Linked DNA regions of Homo sapiens: region 2 is linked to region 1. A link is a loop called in an ENCODE intact Hi-C map of the cell type or tissue named here. Cell type or tissue: Caco-2. All regions are shown on one strand.

Evidence for each region. Hi-C counts contacts between places; a loop is a spot of excess contacts. Peaks named below come from ENCODE experiments on the same cell type or tissue, not always from the same donor. Only the 100,000 strongest peaks of a DNase experiment are listed, where the experiment ranks them.
Region 2: it touches region 1 in a loop (5-fold over the local background); 2 of 110 quality-filtered maps call a loop at or near these places.

The regions. Positions count from the first base shown.
Region 1 is chr4:4,663,688-4,671,687 of GRCh38, forward strand. All of the region lies in intron 5 of LOC124900165, which reads left to right. The region is part of intron 4 of STX18-AS1 (STX18 antisense RNA 1 (head to head)); the gene reads left to right. SNORD162 (small nucleolar RNA, C/D box 162) reads left to right here and starts at 639; the gene lies at 639-736. RefSeq lists enhancers at 1,524-2,024, 2,927-3,522, 7,092-7,685 and a silencer at 5,583-5,682. In Caco-2, no CTCF peak of the experiment used is centred here; DNase peaks (open chromatin) are centred at 2,734, 3,194, 3,764 and 4,204.
Region 2 is chr4:4,601,198-4,609,197 of GRCh38, forward strand. All of the region lies in intron 2 of LOC124900165, which reads left to right. The region is part of intron 2 of STX18-AS1 (STX18 antisense RNA 1 (head to head)); the gene reads left to right. Among named protein-coding and RNA genes, the nearest start is that of LINC03091, 29 kb to the left of the region's middle. In Caco-2, no CTCF peak of the experiment used is centred here; no DNase peak of the experiment used is centred here.

The sequences.
Region 1 (8,000 bases):
TTCATGTCCAGCTTAAAGGGAGCCCAACATAGAGAATTTACAGGGATTTTCACCTTTATTTATCTTTGCTCTTTTAGGGGACTGAAGGCCTTGCTGGTTTCCTTTTCTCCTATTTCTGTTCCTATGTGGGGATATGACCTTTGAGGTGAAGTTGGGATTCATATGGATGCACATTTGGGGAGACTGTTGAGATTTACTCAGTTATTTATGGAGCATTTATTCATTTTAAGCATTTATTCACTCAACACGCATCCCATGCGTCATTGGCTGGCAGAGGGCTGGGGGCCCAGGGGTGGGTGGTGCATGACCCCTGCCCTCAGGTGGTTGTGAGGGAGTCCTGTGAATGGACAATGACAGTACTGTGTGACAGGTGCTATGCGAGGGGCTGTGGGGACACAGAGGGAGGCCCTGAAGCAGGCTGGATGGGGCTTGGGGAAGGTCTGTTGGAGCCTTGAAGCAGGGTCCTTTCACTTGGGTCTTGCCAGTTGAGTGAGAGCTGGCCAGGTGTAGAAGCAGGATGGATTCGACAGGGAGGGAGAACAGACTAGCTGAGGGCTGGGGGCTGGCAGGGCATCCCAGTCCCAGTCCAGGAACATGCAAAGACCCAGGGTAGCTGAGGCTAAGCGGATGGGGCCTGGGGGCTGGTGATGAAATGCAAGAGGTAGCCGGACACTCGTGAGCAGGGCTCATATGTCCAGCTGAGCGAGTGCAGGCTTCACTGCTCATACTGAAGCCCTACTATGTGCCAGTAAAGAGAGCAGGCAAAGCTGTGGACAACCTGGTCCCTACTCCCCCTGTTGCTGACAGTGTGCAGGACATGTCACCCCAAGACATAGCACCTCGGAAATGGAGAAAACATCAGAAGCAGGAAGGCCACTGTCTGCCTTTCCCAGGCCTTGCTGTATGACCACTGGCATGAAAGGATTCTCTGACCCACTCCCCTGAAAGTAGAGACCCTCATGTGACAGGTGTCCTGACCTGTACCCAGAGGAAAGGAATGAAGACACAGAACTGCCAAGACGCATCTGAACAAACAGGGCCTTGCTGAGCACCTCCAGTTTAGGACCCTGAGATCACACCCCCTCTCTCCAATCACACGACTGTCCACTCTCCAGCAAACCTAGGCAGAAAAATGCATCGTTTTCCTGTGTCTTTGAGTCTTGATTTCTGAAGGTTCGCATGTCACATAAAACTTAGATGGAATCAATGCATCGCACTTTTCTCTTGTTAATATGTCTTTTCTTATAGGGGTGTCTGCTATGAAGCTTGCCATGGGGGAGGAAAGGGTATAGTTTTCTCCCCCTGCAATGCTCAGAGTGCACTTGGGAAACCATAAGCAGGTGATTATCATTGAGGCTTTAGGAGGTACGTTAGTTTCCTGTGGCTGCTGTACAAAGTGCCACAAACTGGGTGGCTTAAAACAACAGAAATGATTCCTCCCTAGTTCTGGAAGCTGGAAGTGAAATCCACATGTCCTGAGTCCATGTTCCCTCTGAAGCTCTTGGGGGTGGGGGATCCTTTCTCTCCTCTTCCAGCCTCCGTGATTGCTTGTAATCCTTGGCCTTCCTTGGCTTATGGCTGCCATCTCTGCCTCTTTCTTCACATGCCTCCTTCTTTGTCTGTTTCTGTGTCCAAATCTTCCTCTTCTTAACAGGACACCAGTCATGGGATTAGGACCCATCCTAATTGATGTGACCTCATTTTACCTTGATTGCATCTGCAAAGGGCCTATTTCCAAGTAAGGTGACATTCACAGGCACTACAGGCTAGGATTTGAACATATCTTTTGTGGAGACACAATTCAACCTGCAGTAAGATGCTAACCAAGCACACCCCTCTCCTCTGAATCTGCCTGAGCTCTAAATCCACTGAAGTCAGGTGGACAGCACCAAAGTATCCACTGTGCTCTGTCTAGAAGCTGGTGACTGTGTGGGATAAGTGCTGCACCAGTGCACCTCCTCTGGCCACCCCAGAATCAGGCAGGTTCACCCACGCAGTCCAAGCCACCCTGCAAGGCAGGAGGGATGAGAACGGCCATGAATGTCCCTTTCATGGAACCTGGATCTTGCAGCCAGGACAGGAGGTTGCCCTATCCTGAAAATTCCAGATGATGAGCATGGGCTGTGCAGTGCGCAATGGGAACAGAGGACAGACACAGACATCCCCAGACATGGTGCTTGGGTCTGTAGAGGGGTCCACAAAAAGAGACGATTGTAAATGGGACAGATAGGAAGGAGTCAGAAAGAGTGGAAGGTTGCAGCAGTCTTGGCAGAAACCCTGCAGTGAGAACTCCACTGGATGGGGGAACAGCATTCCCCCTGCCCCCCACAACACATTCCCCTCACATCCTTGCTTCTGGGACGTGTTCCTTTCAAATTGTCAAAATGTCAAAAGGAGGCAAGCATGCATGGTCGGTTACGCGTCCAAAATGAAATCGAACAACCCAAGGTCCTCCTGAGAACCAGCTAGGTCCCGACCACTTGCGCATTTGAATCATTTCTGATCTGGGTTTCTGGCCTGGGCTCTGCAGGCCCTAGCACCCAAGGAGGCCAACTCACTGAAGTAGCCTACGCTTCAATGTTTGGCTGTTTGCATTTCTTGACAAAGGAAATTTGTTGGGCTTAAGTTGCCAAGGGTTTGCATCTGGATCCTATGATGTTTGGCTTTGGGAGGGCTGTGCGCAGAACTGGCTCTGGGGCCTCCACCGGCCTCCATGTAATTAACTTAAGTGCTTCGAAGATGAAAGCTTATTTGCCTGATCCTGGATTATGGCATGTGCCGTGAAGGTAGGCAGAGCAGACCTCGCCAGTTATCTCTCGCTATTGAAGTTTCCAAAGAAACCAGTGGTGGACAGTGGAAGTCAGGAAGTTTGGGCATGTTGGAATTTATTAAATTTGCAGTTAAAAAAAAAAAAAAGTTCTGGTTGCCAGCACAAAGAGGTTAAGTGGAAACAACTTTACATAATGAAGTGGTTAATCATATTTTGCTTTAGAAACACTAATATCATAAATTGGCCTCATACTTTTGTGCTTCCAGTTTCAACAATAGAGCAAAGACATTAATTTCCTGGTTTGGTATAACTTCTGGGATTTTCCTTCTGGGCCTCCTCCTCCTTCTCCTCCCTTCTCTCCCCCCTCAGCTGGAGTGAGGAAGATAGCTTTGATCCTAGATGCTCTGGAGGCCTGGGGGAGGTGAAAGGGGGGATGGTGAGGATTCCTACAGGTGATTTTTAGGCCTGAATTCCATTGTGACAGCAATGATTTATTTTAACTACTAACCCAGGAAAGCAGGCGCCACCAGGATGAATACCTCCATCAGCTTCTAGCAGACTAATTTTACTGTTTATGAATCACTAATATGTTTAAGAAAAAAAAAGGGAGTACTATTTTAGATAACTAAAAGTAAGACTTCGAGAAAAGACCTCATGGTGCTCAAACAGTTCCACATGGGAAAGATGACTTTGGATTACAAGATAGAGAACACATGGGGTCCAGAGAGCTGCCCCCAACCTCCGCAGCAGGCAGAGGCTACTGGCAGATGAAACACTTTCATCTCTCCCAGGGAGATAAACAGGCCGGTCTGGATGGGCCTCTTTATTTACAAAAGAAAATTAAATCCGTTTTAACACTTGCACCATTCATAGGAAACACATGTTGGCTGGTAATTGTTTTGAACTCATTTTGAGCTGGGCTGCACCACGTTGGGCTGCCCTTGCGTTTTCGCACTGGTTTGAGATGGCCGTGGAATTTGCAAGGAATTTTCTTCCCAATTCCAGAGGCTCCACGAGGGGGCCGTTCCTTGGCCAAGCTGGCAGAAGAGCACTGTTTGGCTTCCTGCCTCCTGGAGGGAAGCACTTTCCCCTTATTGGGAGAGGGCTGCCCCCAGCGCCCCTTGGCCCCGCATTCTTATCGGGAGATTGGAAAGAATCAAAGGGTCTCACGGCCCTAATTGAGCCTGAAGGGCTTCCTTCCCTCCCACCTGGGAGTTTTCTCAGAAGAAGAAATAAAAGGTTGGGTGATTTTCCCAAGAGTTTCTGTTGGAGTTTTACAGCTGCAAGGAGGCGTCATTCCGAATTTGGGTGTCACCCAGCTTTTCGAATGCTAATATGCATACGATTTCCTGGGGATCTCGTGAAATGCAGATTCTGATTCAGTGGGTCGGGGGTGGGGCCTGAGATTCTAACATTCTCGCTGATTGGGCTGATCAGAGTCCCATACATGACGTTCTCAGACCTTCCCTTCCAGCGCATCAGAATCAGGGCTCGTTAAAATGCAGATCGCGGGGCCCCTCCTGCAGAGGCTCTCATTCCACAAGTCTCGGGTGGAACCTGAGGATTTGTGTCTCTAGTAAGCTCCCAGGTCATGCTGATGTTGCTGGTTTGGGGAGAACACTTTCAAACCACTGTCCAAAACCAATGCCCTGAGAAGAAGCGAGCGCGTTTTTCCATGGGGTTCCCTACTGTCCAGGCACCAGGAATGGCTCTGCTTGAGGGCAGAAGATGGGGTTTGACTGAGAAGGTCTAGGCTGCCGTTCTCCATTGGACGTATTTTCTGGAGCTGTTCGCTTACCCTGGAAGGCCCCTTTTCTTCCTCTCTCTCCAAATTGCCTCCCACTCATTTCCAAAGCTCAGTGCCGGCGTCACCTCCTCCAGGGAGCCTTCTTTTCCTCCAGGCCTGAGTTTGTTTCTGCAGTACATTTTGCATGTCTGTATCATCACTTCATTTCACCACAGTGACCTATTTGCAGGTAATAGATAGTGCGGGAGGTCCTCTCTGAAACCTCAGAGAACAGGACAGAGAAAGTAGCAAGCAGATATTTCTTAAATGAATGAACAAATATCTTTCCAGTGGCATCTTTGCCTGCTGTGTGTCCTTGGACAGGTTATTTAACCTCTCTGATGCTTGGGTTTCCCATCTATAAAGTGAAAATGGTAATGTCTACCCCACAGAGTTGCTGTGACTAGTTCTAATGTATGTAAATGGGCCAGTCACAGACAAGTCATAGATGAAGCTTTTGTTGTTTTTGATATTTTTAGTGTGAATTTTTATTATTGTCCTCAAGGTCAATATTTTTATCCTTAAAGTCACTAATTTGACTAAGGTTTTGCCCTAGTTGACATAAAACATATTTTGAGGATGTTAAGCCGTTGGGGGGAGATACGAATATGACTCATATGTCTTCAGCACTTTACAGTTTGCCTGACAATTTTGCCACAAGTTAAGTCATTTAATCCTCACAAAAGTCCAGCCTAGGAAGTACTATCAAGTTGAGGCTCAGAGAGGTGCCGGCGCTAACCCACGTTCACACGCGGCCCTTTTTCAACCTCGTTGCCTCAAAGGCGGGGAGCTGTGCTCATTGAGGACTTGGTCTGCTTCCCCAGGCCCACAGCTCGAGGACGTGAGACCTCACTGTCTTTTCTAGCTTAGAAAACAGCTCCTGCCGAAAATCGCAGAAAACCCTCCTTTCTGAGGTTCCAATGTGTTTTCTGAGGAGTGTGTTTATCCCGGATATGTGTTCCCTCTCCCAGAATTCTGGGGTCGGCTAGGCTTAGGAGCTTGGTATCCTCCGCCTCGTTCCCGAGGCCCTAGACACCCCTCAGTGAGGAAGCCATTGCGGGAGGGCTCAGCGTTTTCTGGACTTCACAGCTGTGGCATTCCCGTTCCTCGACGCCAGTGGGCGCTCTGCTCGTCCTTCTCCCTTCCTCCGAAGCAGCCTTGGCTCCGTCTTCAGGATGTTCTTCCCACCGCCTTTGGGATTTTGGAAGGCCGTTCTCCCTTCCCCACTATTTCTAGCTTCCTCTAAGTCTCTGAGCAGAAAGGCCTTTCCTGACCAGCTTATGGGCAACGGTGACCCCGCCCCTTACCTGTCACCCTCCCCCATTTTACTTTCCTTCATAGAACTCATGACCAGCCAGCTGACATGGTTCCTGTTGTATTTTTGTGGTCTGGCTCTGCCCAGTAGGATACAAGCTTCATGAGGGCTGCGACAATTGTACTTTTTCTCCACTGTTTTCCCGGTGCCCACAACAGCACCTGGCTCATTGCAGGCACTCAATGAACATTTGTTGATGAATGAATGAATGAGGCTGGATTTGGTCAGAGGTGTTGGAACCAGAGCAACTCCATCTTGAATAGAGGCTGGGTAAAATAAGGCTGAGACCTGCTGGGCCGCATTCCCAGGAGGTTAGGCATTTTTTTTTTTTTTTTTTTTTTTTTTGAGACAGAGTCTCGCTGGGTCACCCAGGCTGGAGTGCAGTGGCGCAGTCTCGGCTCACTGCAAGCTCCGCCTCCCAGGTTCACACCATTCTCCTGCCTCAGCCTCCCGAGTAGCTGGGATTACAGGCATGTGCCACCACGCCTGGCTAATTTTTTGTATTTTTAGTAGAGATGGGGTTTCATCATGTTAGGCAGGATGGTCTCGATCTCCTGACCTTGTGATCCGCCCGCCTCGGCCTCCCAAAGTGCTGGGATTACAGGCGTGAGCCACCACACCCCGGTGACGAGGTTAGGCATTCTAAGTCACGGGATGAGACAGGAAGTCAGCACAACAAACCGATCATAAAGACCTTGCTGATAAAACAGGTGGCAGTAAAGAAGCCAGCCAAATCCCTCCAAAACCAAGATGGTGATGAAAGTGACCTTTGGTCATCCTTATGGCTCATTATATGCTAGTTATAATGCATTAGCATGCTAAAAGACACTCCCCCCCCCAGCACCAGGACAGTTTACAAATGCCTTGGCAACGTCAGGAAGTTACCCTATATGGTCTAAAAAGGGAAGGAATCCTCAGCTCTGGGAACTGCCCACCCCCTGGAAAACTCATGAATAATCCATCCCTTGTTTAGCATATAATCAGGAAATGACCATAAAAGTGGACAGCCATCAGCCCTCAGGGCTGCTGTGCCTATGGAGTACCCATTCTTTATTCCTTTGCTTTCTTAATAAACTTGCTTTCACTTTATGGATTCAACTAAAATTCTTCTCGAGCAAGACCAAGAACCCTCTCTTGGCTTCTGGATCAGGACCTGTTTCCAGTAACAGACTGGCTGCATGAGTGTCACTCAGCATCTTCCCAGTTGGCTCTGGCTATGGGCATCTGGCACCCAGATCCTAGTGCTGGCTCCTTCCAGGCCCAGGCCTGAGCCCTGCCACAGAGGCAGCCCTGGAGAGGCAGAATTGCACCTCAGTGTGATCGGTTGTGTTCAAGAGGCAGGCGGCATAGAACAATGAAAAACCAAGAGCGTAACAGTCAGGCAGATCTGAGTTCAAATCCTGGTTCTTCCTCTGCTTAGCATTGTGGTCTTGGTCAACTTACTTTGGTGTCCTGAGCCTCAGGCTGCCATTGTTAAATAATGATTCCCACCTGGCACGGTGACTCATGCCTGTAATCCCAACACTTTGGGAGGCCAAGGCCGATGGATTGCTTGAGCCCAGGAGTTCAACAACAGCCTGAGCAACATGGGGAAACCCTGTCTCTACAAAAGAGGAAATGTGTTCTGTATCCTCCTGCTGGCTCCCAAACCTACCTCTAGCTTACAAAACCCAAGCACTTTGTGCTACCCTGGACATGGTTAAAGCTAATTCTTGAAGCAGAAGTTGGCGGAATGTAAAAAAGCCTTTGCTAAGGACTTGACCAAGGGAAAACTCCAAGCTTGGAGGCCTCCTAACTGCTGCATTCTCAGAGCAGTCTCCCACCCAGGGCGAGAGCTCCTGCCATTCAGGAGGGACCTTTCTCTCTGGTGAGCTTTGAGGATGGGCCTGTGACCTTTTCCCAGCACCTTGGCTCCAGAAAAAATGTGCAGAAGCCTTTTTTCCTAGAAGCCTTGTGATTACTCTGAAACCAGTGCTCATGGGAGTGGCTGCAGGAATAAATCTTGAAGATGTTTATCCTGAAAATTCCAGGTCTAATTTATGTCCTCCTCCAAACAGCATCTTGGCTTGCCAGCCATTAGGGTCATCATACACGGAACAACATCTCTGGGTCTCAGAGCATAAATACCT
Region 2 (8,000 bases), 62 kb before region 1:
GTGTTCATTTAAGGAAACTAGGCTCAGAGAGGTTGGGTGACCTGCCCAAGATCCACAGCTCATTTGTAAGAACAGGATGGACATGGATCAGCTGCCCAGGTCTCTCCCCAGCCCCTTTCCATGGTGGCCTGCATCTGGCAGATCAAGGTAGGGGTGTCCCGGCTCTGCCAGCATGGCCCAAAGCAGGACAATGCTGAAGAGCTGTCCCAGCTCCAGAAGCAGCCCCAGGATCATCCAAGGCCATGGCTGGACCTACACTGCAGTTCAGCTTCTCTCTCTGTCCAATCCTGATTCCATCTTCTGTCTCCGAAATAAGCATCCTGCTCATGCATATGTAGGTGTGGGTTGGACTGACAGCTTTCTCGGGACCGAGAACTTTCAGCACCAAAACTGGGAATGTCCTGGGTCTACTGGGAAGAGTTGGTTCCCTGTGCATGCTGAACTCCACCAGAGTCTGCCTCCTGGGGACCCCTTCTGTGACTGCAGCTCACAGCGAGCTCAGTCTGGTGCTCAAGATCAGGCTGTGTCCGCCACGCACCCCAGAGAAGTTGTAGAAGGAAAAGAGAAGCTCAGGGCTGCTGCTGCTGTCCACTTTGCTACCTTATGCTGTCCAGCTTGGGGCAAGACTCGGTTCTTTCCCAGATTGAGGTGAAAGTCATCAAGGCACTAGAAGGTGAACGCGCGAGGTCCAGGGCTGGGCTGCTGCTGCCGTGTTCTTAGCTCCTGGCACGTGGTAGGGGCTGCAAATTCGCTCAAGAGGAGGGCTGCTCCCCTGGCCCCGACAGAAGGTCGGGGAGCAGGAGGCCCAGGCAGTACAGCCTGTCACCTGTGCTTCATAGCCAAACCCCCAGGCTTTTCTGGAGATTTGAAAAGCAGCTGAAATGGTTTTCTGAATATCCCTCGTCTGTCCGCTTAGGCTCCAATTGCCCAGGCCGACTTCTCTGTTAGAAGCCAGCTGATCAGTTTGCTACAAAGCTGTATAAACAAGATAAACGAAGCTCACTGTTCCCAGATTGTCTGTAAGGTTCCCCTCATCTCTTTTCTCTCTTTTAGACCCTGGGTTTTTTTCTCTTTGTTGTTTGGGGTTTTGTGGGGGTTTTGGGTTATTTTCTGCCTTTGTTTCCTGACAATAGTGTATGGCTATCTCCCTTATGTGTGAGTGTATTGTCAGGATTCTTCAATAGGATATATACGACATATAACATAAGACATATAACATGTCGTCTACATCCTAGTATATGTTATATATCCCATAAAGCTATTATATATTATATATATCCTATATATATAATATATAACATTACACACACACACACAAAATAAGAAATTGGCTAATTTGATGATTATGGAGGCTGAAAAGTCCTGACCCAGGAAACCCAATGTAGAGTTCCAATCTGAGTCTACAGGCCTGAGAACCAGGAGAGTCAATGGTGTAAGTTCCAGTCCAAGTCTGAGTCTGAAGGTCAGAGAAGACTGGCTCAAAGGCATTTAGACAGAGACAAAGAATTATTTCTGACTCAGCCTTCTGTTCTGTTCAGGCCCTGAACTGGCCGGATGAGACCATCCACACTGGGGTGGGCAATGTTCTTTCCTCAGCCTACGGACTCAAATGCAAACCTCACCTGAAATGCCCTCACAGGCACACCCAGAAATAATAGTTAACCAAACATCTGGGCATCCCCTGGCCCAGTCAAGCTGACACATAAAGTAAACCATCAGAGCGAGTGGATGGGCATGCAGCAGTCTAATCTGAATGCGTCTGGGTTGTTCTTTGGCCATGCTCAATACACAGTTATTGACTATTGACCCAATGACCAGTTACTCAAAGGGGCAATTGTATCAGATACCTGATACTGTTAGGATGTGGGATTTGGGATGGACAATCTCAGGGCGAGTTGAGAGTAGTTATAGTCCCAGAAACTTGGATCTGTCTCTGGGTTGGACCATGTACCCTAAAAACTTCATGTCCACCCAGAACCTCAGAATATGGCCTTATTTGGAAGTAAAGTCTTGGCAGATGTAATTAAGATGAGGTCATCCTGGCTTAGTGATGATGTCCTTATCAGAAGGGGACACAGATACACATACAGAGAAGACAATGGCATGAAGGCAGAGGCCGAGTGGAGTGATGCAGCCACAGCCAGGGAATGCCAGGAACCTCTGGGAGCTGGAAGAGGCCAGGAAGGATCCTCCCCCGGAGCCTCTGGAGGGAGTGTGGCCCCACCGACACCCTGACCTCAGCCTTCTGGCCTCCTGAACTGTGAGAAAATAAATGTCTGTTGTTTTAAGTCCCCTAGTTGGTTGTTGCATTATTCCGTTTTCATGCTGCTGATAAAGACATACCAGAGACTGGGTAATTTATACAGAAGAAAGGGTTTAATGGACTTACAGTTCCACATGGCTGCAGAGGCCTCATAATCATGGCAGAAGGCAAAGAGGAGCAAGTCATATCTTACATGGGTGGCAGCAGGCAAAAAGAGAGCTTGTGCAGGGAAACTCCCCCTTATAGAGCCGTCAGATCTCCTGAGACTTCCTATCACGAGAACAGTACAGGAAAGACCTGCCCTCATATTCAGTCACCTCCCACCGGGTCCCTCCCACAACACGTGGGGATTCAGGATGAGATATCAGTTGTCATTCCTTGCGGCAGCCCTAGAAAATTAGCACAGCCTCCTTCTTGCATAAGCATCCACTGGGCCTTTTTGCCCCTCAAGGGTGATTGCCTGATGCCATTTCTCTTTCTGGAACACTCCAGCAGTTTGGCAAGATTCCCCTGTCAGGGGCCTTTCCCCCTTACCTATAGATGCTGGATCCCTAGTGTCTGGCTTGGCTGGATTTTAGTAGACCTTTTTTTATTTTTTTATTTCACAGTTGCTTATCAGGGCAGGAGGTTCAGATTAACTTTGAGGAATCATTTGTATTTGAGATAGGAAAGGCCTGCTAACTTTGAATGACTGCAGAGGGGAGCTGAAATCAGAACCCATTTGGGTCCTTGAGGGTCATAAGAGAAGTTTTCTTGCAGGGGGGCACTGCTGAGCAAAACCCCGTGACCTGGGGAGGTTTATGGTGCCCATCTTGCAGAAGGAGAAGTCACACACAAATGCACTGGGATCTGCAGGCCTCCAGTCCCTCCCAGAATGTAAGCTTTGCTATTTTTTTCTTATTACAAAATAAATATGTATTCACTGGGAGCAATGCAGATGAGAACTAAACTTTTTTTCTTTAATCTTGCCCAAATTCCTATCTAAGGGGTCTGGGGAGTCATGCCCTACAAATCATAAATTCTCATCAGATGGGTTTTATTTAACCCTATATATGGTGACTTACTTTCCATCCTGACTGGTGTATCATTACAAGACAAGGAATCAAAATATTTTACTCCAAAACATGTTTCTTTGCCATATTTTGAAATGGCCCTGCAAAGCTGTTCTTTATGGGGGAAAATTTGCATCTGTAAAGAATCTCTGTTAACACAGCTAGAACTTTTTCTTCCAGACCCTCCCAATCCTGAAGAGACTAACTAAGATCTGAATAGGAAACATTTGTCATCTATTGTCTCTAAGGGCAGCCACTATAAGACTTCAAAGAACTTTGGTCTCCGTAATGTTTATCTTAACCTGAACATTCCCTTCCTGTCAATCTCAGGTCTTTAGACAAACTCAATCAATTGTCAACCAGAAAATGTTTAAATTCACCAATAGCCTGGAAGCTCCTGCTTTGAGTTGTTCTGCCTTTCTGGACCAAACCAATGTATTTCTTCAATGTATTTGATTGATGTCTCATGCCTCTCTAAAATGGATAAAACCAAGCTGTACCCTGGCCACCTTGGGCACATGCTCTCGGGGCCTCCTGAAAGCTGTGTCGTGGGCCATGGTCACTCATATTTGGCTCAGAATAAACCTTTTCAAATATTTTAGAGAGTTTGACTGTTTTGGTTGACACAGACCATAATCATAAAGGGGTAAAAATGCTCCTTACTGTCTTGCTGCCTAACATGAACTTCCTAGCGTGAACACCGCATCGGCTGTTTTCCAATTCCTCCTGTGTGCTCATCCATACCCATAGATGCCTTCTTTGCCTGTTTTGACATTAAGAACCGTGTGTACTGCACATACCATCTTGTGAGCTGCCTTTTCACATTATGACATATTGTGCACATCATTCCATGTCCATAATTATGAACTGACATCATTTTATTTATTTATTTATTTTTGAGAGAGAGTCTCGCTTTGTCACCCAGGCTGCAGTGCAGGTGCGGTCATGGCTCACTGCGATCTCAAACTCCTGGGCTCAAGCAATCCTCCCGCCTTAGCCTCCCAAGTAGCTGGGACCACAGGTGAGCGCCACCATGCTCAATGAATTTTTTTACTTTTTGTAGAGACAAGATCTTACTATGTTGCCCAGGCTGGTCTTGAACTCCTGAACTCAGGCAATCCTCCCACCTCAGCCTCCTAAAGTGCTACCACGTCCAGCAATATCAACATTTTAAGTTTCCACCACAGCCTACCAAAGTGCTGCCATGCCTGGCAATATCAACATTTCAAATTGCTGCGTAGTTCATTGTTGCCGGTGCCTCCTTTCTTTCACACTCCCCTGCTGTTGGGTTTTTAGTTAGAGTGTGCAGGTGGGGAGGATAGACACGTATCTGGCTGAGGAGTTTCAGCCTGAAACCAGTCAGTGTTAAATTGCTTTTCCTTATGACTTTGTTTTCCTAGATATGAAATGGAAGCATCTGTGTTTTTGCTGTGATCAGAGTGACAATATGCTATAGAAATGAATGAGAGATGGCGATTAGCTGGTTAGAAAGTCCTGGATTATGAGTTCAAAGTTCTCAAGTGGGGTGTGTGTGTGTATGTGTTGTTTGGTGATCTTTCCTTCATCAAGGACAATCAAAGAGGAAGCCGTATGGAAGCATGTTGTTTCCTGTTGGGTAGGCTCTAGCATTTGCTTGTGTTCTATCTCCAATGGGCAAGTGGGGAGAAGGGAGTCTATCTCCAATGGGCAAGTGGGGAGAAGGGAGTCTCTGGACCCTGGAGCACTGCTGTGTTTAAAGTTCAACCACAACGACTAGCTGAATAAATGGGGGATGAGAGGGGGGTTATCTGAGCTTGGTTTGCCTCCGTTTCCCCATTGAATTAGTTTCCTGTGGCTGCTGCAACCAATGACAACAATCCGGGGGTCTTAAAACAATGGCGATTTATCCTCTCACAGTTCCAAAGACAGAAACCCAGAATCAAGGTGTCAGCAGAGCCGTGCTCCCCCTGAAACCTCCAGGGACAAATCCTCCCCAGCCTCTTCCAGCTCCCGTGGGTTGCCGGCATCCGTGGCGCCCTTTGGCTTGTAGCTGAGTCACTCTGATTTCTGCCTGTGGTGTCACATGGCCTTCTTCCCTCTGTGCTTCTCAGTGTCCAAATCACATTTTTTTTTTTTTTTTTTTTTTTTTTTTTGGGATGAAGTCTTGCTCTGTCGCCCAGGCTGGTGTACAGTGGCTCGATCTTGGCTCACTGCAACCTCTGCCTGCCGGGTTCAAGCTGTTCTCCCACCTTAGCCTCCCGAGTAGCTGGGGTTACAGGTGCGGGCCAACACATCCAGCTTATTTTTTGTATTTTTAGTAGAAACGGGGTTTAGTCATGTTGGTCAGGCTGGTCTCGAACTCCTGGCCTCAGTTGATCCACCCCGCCTTGGCCTCCCAAAGTGCTAGTATTGCAGGTGTGAGCCACCGCGCCTGGCTTTTTTTTTTTTCTGATAAAGACATTAGTCATTGGCTTTAGGGCCTAACCTAATCTAATGTGACTTCATTTTACCTCGAATACATCTACTAAGATGTTGTTTCCAAATAAGGCCACATTCTGAGGTCTGAGTGGACATAGATTTTGGGGGGACACTTGCTTAACCCCCTAGTAACATTCTTTAGGAGGAGATGTAATTTGGGGAATTAGTTAATACACAGAAAACACTTAAAACAGCAACTGGCCCAATGACATCCTCAAAAATATTGGTGGATGCATGGTTGAGACCTTCGAAAGGGCTCAGGAAGCTGATATGGAACTCCCCGGGGAAAGTCACCTCCTGACCAGGCATCCCCCGAGTCCCCACCCCCACCACACCTTTTGAGTCTTTATGTCTCATACACCAGAATATTAGGTTTTCCTCTTGCAACCCTTCCATTAAAGAATGGTTTTCTGGCGAGTTGTTTATGCGTGGAAAATACATAAAAATTTATAAAATAAACCCATTTACTTCCAGGCGAAAGTTAGCGTTTTGCCCGGAGTGAATTTTTGTGGCTGAGCTATAAAATTCCGAAAATAAGTGTTTCTAATGAAACTGCGCTACCCTTTAATGAATATCACCGCCCTCGCTATAACAAAGAATGTACAATATTTGGCATGATGCACTCTGGAAAAATCGCTTAATATGTAATGTGAGTGATGGCTGTCTTTGTGAGCCAAGCTCTGTTTTCATTTTGTGGGAGTAATTCAGCTCAACAAATATTTTTCAAGTGCCTACCACGTCCCAATCACCGTGCTAGGCAGTGGGTATATAAAGTTACCCCCAACCCCAAAATGAGTGGGGGGTCCTGTTTTGTAAACACTAATGAGCTCTTCAATGGGCACATGCTGGGCACCCTGCTGGTGTTTTATGCACATTAACCCATATCATCCTAACAGGGTTCCGGCAAGGGAGGCCCACTGTCTGTATCCCCATTTCCAGATGGGGCACAGAGGTCAAAGAAATTTGCCCACTATTATGCAGCCAGCAAGTAGACAGTCAGGGTTCAAATCCAAGCCGTCGGTTGCAGAGTTTCTGTTCTTAACCGCTGTCCCATACAGCAGCATCAGAGTCACAGCACAGGGAGGTGAGTTCAATGCTACTGGGGTCAGCCCAGGGACTGCGGAGGCACAGAGGAGGGGCACCCCTCCCACATAGTCTAGGGGGTGCAGAGAAGGCTTCTTGGAGGGGTGGGTATCCTTATGGGGAATTGGAGCCGGGGCCAGGAAGAGGAGAGGGGACAAGCGACACAGGCCCTGAGCTTAACGACAGCATGGCGTGTGTGTGCATGCGTGTGTGCTCGCGTGTGGTAGGTGTGGCAGGCTCCTGCATCGAAGGTGGGAGATAATCAAGAGATGAATCCAGAGAAGTGGGCAGACGTCAGCCCGAGGCACAGCGTGGGCGCTACCCACTGGAACTCAGGAGGAGGGCGGGAAGGAAGGCCTGAGTCAGGGTTTTTAGGAGGAGCAGTAATTCAAACATTTCAGGATATGCCGCCTGGAGGTTCTTTGCAGGGATGAGGGAAAAAAAAAAGAAATATAGACGAGAAAAAATACAGATTACTATTTCAAAATTCCACCTAGCCTGGCTTTTTTTCCCTCTGTCATTAGATCTATTTGTGCCGTCTACTTAAGGGTGGAGGGTGGGAGGAGGGAGAGGAGCAGAAAATATTACTATTGGGTACTGCACTGAATTCCTGGGTGAGGAAATAATCTGTACAACAAACCCGTGTGACGTGAGTTTACCTATGTAACAAACCTGCACATGTGTCTCCGAACCTAAAATAAAAGTTAAAAAATAAAAAAAATTAAAAAATAAAAAGGCTACAGAGCATTAGAAAAAAAAAAGATCTATTTATGCCCATTTCATCATTTAGCCCCCAAAGTCTGAGGTTCTTATGTTTTTTGTTGAGTGCGGGATGTTCCTGCTGACATAATAATAATAATAATAATAATAATAATAATAATAATAATAATAATAATAATAATACTATCAGCCAGGCGTGGTAGCTCTCACCTGTAATTCCAGCACTTTGGGAGGCCGAGGTGAGAGGATCACTTGAGGCCAGGAGTTCAAGACCAGCCTGGGCAAGCTAGCAAGACCCAATCTCTACAAAAAATACAAAAACTAGTCCCAGCTACTCAGGAGGCCAAGGAGGGAGGATCACTTGAGCCCAGGGGTTTGAGGCTGCAGTGAGATATGATGGCATCACTGCACTCCAGCTTGGGTGA